3 separate regions of the Mus musculus genome follow, and all the other regions are linked to region 1. The links are chromatin contacts, found by Hi-C or POLR2A ChIA-PET in ENCODE. All regions are on one chromosome and are shown on one strand. Each heading gives the region's core, a stretch centred on a gene start or an enhancer-like site at or near the end of the contact. The rest is flanking DNA. Distances are from core to core; before and after follow the strand shown.

Region 1 (2,700 bases), core at 146-2,645:
GAGCTAAAGGGATCTTCAACCCTATAGGTGGAACAACATTATGAACTAACCAGTACCCCTGAGCTCTTGACTCTAGCTGCATATGTATCAAAAGATGGCCTAGTCGGCCATCACTGGAAAGAGAGGCCCATTGGACACGCAGACTTTGTGTGCCCCGGTACAGGGGAACGCCAGGGCCAAAGGGGGGGAGTGGGTGGGTAGGGGAGTGGGGGTGGGTGGGTAAGGGGGACTTTTGGTATAGCATTGGAAATGTAAATGAGCTAAATACCTAATAAAAAATGGAAAAAAAAAAAAAAAAAAAAAAAAAAAGAAAATCAACTGCTCATTCTTCAGCTGAATTGGTTTAAGAGTTAAGAGAGCTCGCTGCTGTTGCGGAAGGGCCAGGGTTTGGTTCTTAGCGCCACATGGTGGCTCACAACAGTTTGTAAATCCCAGTTCCAAGGGGATCTAAAACCCTCTTCTAACATATGTAGGCTCAAGTGTGGTGCATAGATACGAACAGGCAAAACACCCATACACACACATAGAAAACATAAGATATTAAAAGAAAGTATTTGAGGCGACCCCGAGGTAAATAGTGAAGCCAGTTGGGCTGTGTCAAAAACACAGGCAGCAAAGCTGTAACTCATACACTTAAGAGGAGGCGGAGGGATAGGGATGCAAGAGCTCTCAAGGCCAGTCTCAGCTAATTAGCAAGTCAGAGGCCAACCTGGGCTACACCGTCTCGAACCCACCAACGCACCCCTCCAAAAACACAAAAACAATCTAACAAAAACTATACGACACTTAAAATAGCAACTAGACAGTTTGCATTTGTTGCTAAGTGAAGCATTAACACAAACAAAACCCGTTATTCTGGCGAGCTACAAACTGCCGCTTGGCGGTTAAGCATGAATGTGGGGCTGTTAGGGGAAAGGCAGCATAAACTCACTCAAAAACTACCCCTCAACAACGAAAAAAAGAGAGAATTTTATGTTGCCATTTCTTGTAAGAGGTCAAGAGAAGGGCCAGTTTGGGGCCTCACACACTTAATAAAGACAATGTCACCATGGGAGCAACTTTTCAGTCCAAACTCGGATAAGAAGCTCGCTGCGGGTTTTCTTCGCTGTCGGAGCAAATCCGCCGCGCTAAGTGATCGCCCACAGCAAACTCCAGCGAGCGCGGGCTGGCCCGGCTCTGAGGTCCCCGTGCTGGAAACCATGTCCGCCTCAGTCCCCTAATCCCCACCAGGCCACTGACCGACTTGACAGCGGCTTCCTGCTCGTCCACCGCCAGCGCCCATGAGTCGGTGGCCATGGTCCCGACGCGAGCCGACCTGCAGAGATGCTCCGCGCCCCGCCAACACCAGCGCCGAACGCAAGCCCGCGCCAAGTGCCACTCACACGGAGCGGAAAAAGACCCGCGCGGAGTTGACGTCAGTTCCTGCCCCGCGCGTCCGTCTTCCACCCACGCTCCGCCCCCAGGAAGATAAGCATGCGGAGCTTAGCACTTTAAGGTCCTGAGTCGCTTATTTCTTAATTTGAGGCCAGCCTGATCTACTGAGAGAGTTCCAGGACGGCCAGGGCCACACAGAGAAACCCTGTCTCGAAATGCTAAAAAGAGGAGGAAAAAAAAAAAAAATTCCATCTCGCTAGGTGCGATCTAATTGAGTTAACGTCCTAGAGCTCTGCAGAGTTACTTAGTACTCGCCCAATCGCTTCATTTCATAACCAAAATACTTACCCATTTTTTGGTTTTGAAACTAGGTATCTTGTTTTAAAACAAGGCTACCTTGAACTCGGTTTCCTCCTTAATAATCTCCAACACCTAGATTACAAGGGATCGAACGCTCTCTCTCGAGATGGCTCAGCGGTTAAGAGCACTGACTGTTCTTCCGAAGGTCCTGAGTTCAAATCCCAGCAACCACAAGGTGGCTTACAACCAACCGTAATGACATCTGACACCCTCTACTGGTGTGTCTGAAGACAGCTACAGTGTAGTTACATATAAATAATAAATATTTTTTAAAAAAATAGAACGCTCTCTAGTGGCCTTTGCAGTCGCAGACACACATGCATATACATACAACTAAGAATGAAATGATCTGAGCATAGGTGGCACAGGCCTTTAATCTCAGAATTTGGGAGGCAGAGGCCACTAGAGCAAATTCCAGAACAACTAGGGCTACACAGAGGAAACCCTGTCTCAAAAAACAATTAAAAACAAACAAAACAGAGTTACATCCTATGTGTGTGGATATGTATTTAGTTTTGTTTTTTTTTTTTTGTTTTTTTTTTTGAGTCAAGAATTTCATGTATCCCGTGGCTTTTTTTTTTTTTTTTCTGCCTCCCAAATACTGGGATAAGAGAAGTACTTTCCCTCTGTTGGGATACATTTTAAGTCATGATAGTTGTGTAAAGCTGTTTGAATGACTTAGGCACTTCACAAAAAGGATGCTCTTAAAATAGTGCAAAATTTTAATGGAATGGTAGTGAACACTTTTAACTCCAGTACTTGGGAGGTGTAGGAGGAAGATTGAGAGTGCAAGGCCAGTCTCTGCTACAGGAGACCTAGTCTCAAAATGCATATATTTTGAGTCTAACTGCCCATTGTCCTCTTGAAATTGCACTACCAAGCATACCTATTCTAGTACCAAGAACATGGCTATTTCTTCATGTATCTGCTGGGACATACTTCTTAGAGAAGACATAGTGTCTGACA
Region 2 (2,700 bases), core at 72-2,571, 59 kb after region 1:
GAATGCAGCCAACCGGGGACTGAAAGCCAGCGAGTGGGTCCAGCAGGTTTCAGGCCTGATGGATGGTAAAGGCGGTGGCAAGGACATGTCCGCCCAGGCCACAGGCAAGAACGTGGGCTGCCTTCAGGAAGCACTGCAGCTGGCTACCTCCTTTGCCCAGCTCCGTCTGGGAGATGTGAAGAACTGATGGGAGGGAAGCCCTCTCGGGAAAGCAACTCGCCATCAACCAGACATGTCCGAAGGCGGGAATTCAGCCAGGAGCTCTCCTCCCGCCACGAAGACATTGGAGTCATGGGACCTCTCAGCAGCCCTGTCCGTCCTGATCCAGCGGTAATGGGAACACGCCTGGAGCTGTCCTGTGATTCATTGCCCCCCTCCATTACTGCTCTGAGCCCATTCATGTCAGCACCATCTGTCTAAAATCACTACCCAGGAATGCTTTTTAACGTCATGATCACATCTAGATGAGGTCACTCTGCCAGCCTGAGGCTTTAGGTCTGCAGAGGAAGGAAGCCTTTTCTCTGCAGAAAATAAAAAGGACCATGTGCAATACTTGGTGATGTCATGCGCTCTGCTTCTTGTCCTGAGGTGAGCCCTGGCTCCTGTATATCTGTTACGGTTCCAGCCTGTTTCTGGTTGATGGTATCACCGAATAGACTCCCAGACTCCTGAAAGTTCAGGAAATTCAATAGAAGGGTGGAGGAAAATAATTCTGAGTTGCTTCCAGTGGAGAACCACTGTTCTTAGTCTCTTAGGACAACCTCCACCATGCCTGTCCACATGCCTGTTTGAGGCTGCTGATATGAGGTCAGACAACTGATATAGGCAGTATGAACATGTAGGTGTGTCCTACTAACTGCCCCACCCCTACTGCTTTAACCTAAAGTAGGTTCAAGACCCTGGCCCAGCCCTAAAATGCAATTTGTATGAATCTACAAACAGCAGGGTCTGGAAGCAGAGATACTGTCTGCTTATGACAGTTCCTCAGAGTGTTAGAAATATCTAGTTGTACAAAGAGAGATACCGTCCATTTATTAAACAAGTGTTGAAGCAGCCAGAGGACTAATTGCACGAGTAAACAAAAACCTCTCACCTTGGGCAAGCTTATGTGAAACAGTCTGAATGCAAACTTCTAGGAATAACAACAGATCCGTTCCTTAGGACTAGCTAAAGTACCAGCATAGGAGTCCAGCTATACCTCGCCGTTCTTCCTCCACTCCGCTAGGTGGCAGCGCGCACACCTACCGCTCTCCCGATAGGCTCTGCGCGGGCGCGCATCTTTAAGCGAGCGGAAGAGCCGGGTGCGCAAGGGCAGCCCAGCAGGCGGAAGTAGCTCGCACGCCGGTAGCCGCCATGCCGGGAGACCATCGCCGCATCCGCGGGCCGGAGGAGTCTCAGCCGCCGCAGCTGTACGCGGCCGAAGACGACGAGACGCCCGCTGCTCGCGACCCGACGCGGCTCCGCCCGGTGTACGCGCGCGCCGGGCTGCTGAGCCAGGCCAAGGGCTCCGCCTACCTGGAGGCGGGCGGGACCAAGGTGCTGTGCGCCGTGTCCGGTCCGCGGCAGGCCGAGGGCGGCGAGCGCGGCAGCGGCCCTGCGGGAGCGGGCGGGGAAGCTCCCGCTGCCCTCCGGGGTCGCCTGCTCTGCGATTTCCGCCGCGCTCCCTTCTCCGGTCGCCGGCGTCGCGCGCCCCAGGGCGGCGGCGGGGAGGATCGCGAGCTGGGACTGGCGCTACAGGAGGCTCTGGAGCCCGCCGTGCGCCTGGGGCGCTACCCGCGTGCTCAGCTCGAGGTGTCGGCGCTGCTGCTGGAGGACGGCGGCTGTGCGCTGGCCGCGGCGCTCACCGCGGCCGCGCTCGCCCTGGCCGACGCGGGAGTGGAGATGTACGATCTGGTGGTGGGCTGCGGCCTGAGCCTCACCCCGGGACCCTCCCCGACCTGGCTGCTGGACCCCACGCGGCTGGAGGAGGAGCACTCCGCGGCCGGTCTCACGGTGGCCCTCATGCCTGTGCTCAATCAGGTGGCCGGGTTACTGGGCAGTGGGGAAGGCGGGCAGACTGAGAGTTGGACCGATGCTGTGCGCCTGGGCCTGGAGGGCTGCCAGCGCCTCTACCCAGTGCTGCAGCAGTGTTTGGTGCGGGCTGCCCGCCGGAGGGGTGCCGCCGCCCCACCCTGATTGGAAAAAACCGGAGCGACGAGGATTCGAGGACTGCTATCGCCCTTCTCTCCCTAAAGGACCAAGCGCTGATGGTCGCCTGACTCCGCAGAGCTGAGAAACGAAGAGTGGGGCAGTTGGGCGCACAGAACCAAAGCACTGGACAGCTCTGTTGGAAAGGTTTAAAAGGCCGTTGGAAACACGATCCAGTTGGAGAGATTTGAAAGCAGCCATACTCCCAAGTTGGAAAGGACTTGGGCTGGATTTACCTAGTAAATGAGATAAGGGGCTATGGTCTTGTAGGAGATGGACCCAGTGCAGGCCAGCCATTGGCTCCAATACATAATAAACTGATTCTTTTGAGAGGATGGACCAGGGGACTTTGCCTTCTCACTACTCAGAGTAAAACATAAAAACTATTTTATGACTGGAAATACATCTGTTGTGTTTTTTCTTGATACTAGAGTTAGAAACAATGCTGTTCTGAACTGGGTGTGTGTTGAGTCTGTGTTTTCAAGGGCTCCGAGTCATTACTGCCTTAAGTGT
Region 3 (2,700 bases), core at 172-2,671, 53 kb before region 1:
CTAGATGAACTGTGGTCCTCAGTTTGCTCCACCCAGGATGGCAGTTGGTGTACTGGGAGCCTTGGGCTTCTGATAGTTTCAGGACATCCTTTGAAAGGATGACAGTCTCACCTTATAGACAAGGGTCGAGATCAGAGAGGTCAAATGGTTACGTGGGGGACCAGTGGCAATGTCAGAATGTGGATTCAGATGTTGCTAGGTTGGAAGGCTTTGAGCTTAAGTGGATAGAGGAGCCATCTCTTTTTAATGCCAGCTCCTCAAGAGACTTAGGCAGAAGGACCTGAGTTTGAAGCATTCCTGGGCAACTTAGTCTTAATTGTTGGGGGAAAAGCTGCTGCCGATAGCTAGATGCTATGGTTAGCATGTGTATCTCCCTACTACCAAGTGATTAAAAACAATTAGAGAAAACTCTTCCTTCTGTATTCTGGGGACACACGAGTGCGAGGCAGAGTGTAATTATCCATTCGTATCTTCCTACTTACAAGAATATTTCAGATGGACCTGCCAGCACATGCCTGTGATCCTAGGATTTCAGGGTTAACCTCAACTACATAGTAAGTTCTAGGCCACCATGAGACTTTGTTTCAGCAACTAAAAATGGGGTGTAATTGGGGTGTCCTTAGGTTGATAGAGGACTCGTTTGGCATATATAAATCCACAAGTGTCTTAGCCCTCCTTGTAGTCCCAGCACTTGGGAAGGAGAAGCAGGAGGCTGAGCAATTCAGGAGCGTCCTTGGTGACAAAGCCCTACCTCCAAATAAGGTTTCAAAACTTTTTGTAGTCAGTGTTTTTCTGATTCTTGTAGTGTAAGGTTTTTTATACAGAGATGATAGATAGTTGGGTAAACATTTATTGATGCCTATTCTAATATTTTTTTTTAATCTGTATGGGTATTTTGCCTGTGTGTCTGTATCACATGTGTGCTGTGCTGGGACCACTAGATCCCTGGAACTGGAGTTACGGAGGGTTGTGAACCGAACCTAAGTACTCTAGAAGAGCAACCAGTGCTCTTAACAGTTACCTCTCTCTCTAGCCGCCTTAATGCCTGATCTGTCTACGACTATACTGGGTCACACAGTAGGAAGAGATGGTGGATTAAGTAATACAGTTACTATGCCTTTAAGTTAATATATTTAATTTTGAGATGGAGTCTCACTGTAGCTCAGACTGGCCTGAGACTGACTATAGTTCAGGCCATAGATTTTATATTTTAAGTGAGAGAGGTGTAACTAGCTTTCTCTCTCTCTCTCTCTCTCTTGTAGTTCTAGTTTAGACTCAATAAATGTGGGCTAGATATCACTTGTGATTCAAATGAGTTCATATCCCAAGAGGGTGAGGTATGATTGGACACAAGCCTGGTTTTGAGATCTCTGGATGCTGTTTATGATCACGAGTGTGACCTTGGCCTCATGCAAGAGGTGATGGCTAAAGACTGAAGTGTTGTGTAGGCATGCCACAGGAATGCAGGCTCTTGGCCTGGAAAAGACAGGGTGCACAGAAAGAAGAAGCAGAGGCCAGACCCTTCAGAACGCAAGGAGAGACTCAGTAAAAAGCAGAAGGAAAGAGAGAGGTCCGGAGAGGCGAGAGACTGTGTTTATAGTTACTTGGAAGTCAAGTGTGGTCAGCAGTAACAAAGGGAAGTTACCTGAGCAAAGGCGGTGTCTCCGGAGCTGGGTGTTGTCGGCACTAGCACCAGTACCTGGCAGCCCTAATGAGCCAGGCTCAGTATGGCACCCTTTTTAGCCAGTTAAAAGCAGGAAGAGGAGATTCATTCAGTATGGCCACACTGGGAAAAAGACAAAGAGATCCAGTGACCACTCCCTCCCCCCAAGTTTGTCTTGGTTCCCGTTGTTTAAATGTGAGTAGAGGGCCAAAGTTAGGATGCACAGCTGTGGAACCCAGTCAAGTTAACCCTGCCGGCACTGAGTGGTCTCTCTACCAGGTAGCCTGACCAGCTATCAGCATGGCGGACATCTCTTTCTGGGAGACAGGTTCCTACTCTGGCTAGTGCCAGGCTTGAAGCCTTCCCAGTCTTTCTCTCTGTAGGAGCTTCCTGGGGAATGGGGGGATAACTCCAACCCCTCGGAGTGTCTTATTCCAATAATTTGATCACCAAAGTAAGGGACACAAGTGTTTCTCCCCTTTTAAAAAAGACTTAGCTGGGCATGGTAACACACACATTTAATTCCAGCACTCAGGAGGCGGAGGCAGAGACAGGCAGATCTCAGTGAATTCGAGGTCCACAAAGTGAATCCAGGACAGCCAGGGCTCTGTTACACAGAGAAAAACCCTGTCTGAAACAAACAAACAAACAAACAAACAAACAGACTTACTTTACTTTAAAAATTGTAGGTGTGCCTGGGCGGGGTGTGTGCATGTGTGTGCGCGCTCCCGGGTACATAGTCGGAAGAGAATGTCACATCCCTGGAAGCTGAAGTTACAGTTGATTGTGAGCTACCAGGCATAGAGCATATGAAAAGAAAGTTTCCTTTTCTCCCCTGACTTTTTTTTTTCTGCAGGGAAGATACAGGGTACATTTTGATACATTTCGATACATTTTGATACATCATGACCCTAATTTATGTTTCCATGTTTCTCATCGTCAGCTAATTCAAGCCTATGGGTACCCAGGCTCAGGATTGAACCAGGACATCAGATACACTAAAGTCTTTTGCCACAAGCCACAACCCCGGCCACAAC

The links. Hi-C counts contacts between places; a loop is a spot of excess contacts on that map. ChIA-PET counts read pairs that join two places held with the same protein, here RNA polymerase II (POLR2A).
Region 2: POLR2A ChIA-PET joins it to region 1 with 16 read pairs in Patski. The contact joins the promoter of Exosc6 here to the promoter of Ddx19a in region 1. A Hi-C loop is called at or near these places in 6 of 37 maps with a recorded cell type or tissue (T-helper 1 cell, T-helper 17 cell, left cerebral cortex and 3 more). POLR2A ChIA-PET finds 5 or more read pairs at or near these places in 3 of 5 experiments (Patski and embryonic stem cell).
Region 3: POLR2A ChIA-PET joins it to region 1 with 14 read pairs in Patski. The contact joins the enhancer-like site here to the promoter of Ddx19a in region 1. POLR2A ChIA-PET finds 5 or more read pairs at or near these places in 2 of 5 experiments (Patski and embryonic stem cell).

Annotation. Positions count from the first base shown.
Region 1 is chr8:110,996,428-110,999,127 of GRCm38, forward strand. It overlaps Ddx19a (DEAD box helicase 19a), which reads right to left and starts at 1,396. Exons shown (of 12, transcript NM_007916.2): 1 at 1,240-1,396. The coding sequence starts at 1,296. Gm51551 (a long non-coding RNA gene) reads left to right here. Exons shown (of 3, transcript XR_003947457.1): 3 at 1-29.
Region 2 is chr8:111,055,018-111,057,717 of GRCm38, forward strand. Exosc6 (exosome component 6) reads left to right here and starts at 1,322. Exons shown (of 1, transcript NM_028274.4): 1 at 1,322-2,647. The coding sequence starts at 1,354. The coding sequence ends at 2,175. Aars (alanyl-tRNA synthetase) reads left to right here. Exons shown (of 21, transcript NM_146217.4): 21 at 2-552. The coding sequence ends at 187.
Region 3 is chr8:110,943,081-110,945,780 of GRCm38, forward strand. All of the region lies in intron 1 of St3gal2 (ST3 beta-galactoside alpha-2,3-sialyltransferase 2), which reads left to right. Gm39251 (a long non-coding RNA gene) reads right to left here. Exons shown (of 4, transcript XR_001778654.2): 2 at 2,334-2,431; 3 at 1,646-1,786. Among named protein-coding and RNA genes, the nearest start is that of Gm39251, 4.6 kb to the right of the region's middle. Within about 2 kb of position 1,422, at least 1 of the 3 ENCODE cell types and tissues checked has a DNase peak (open chromatin) inside an H3K27ac peak, as active enhancers do.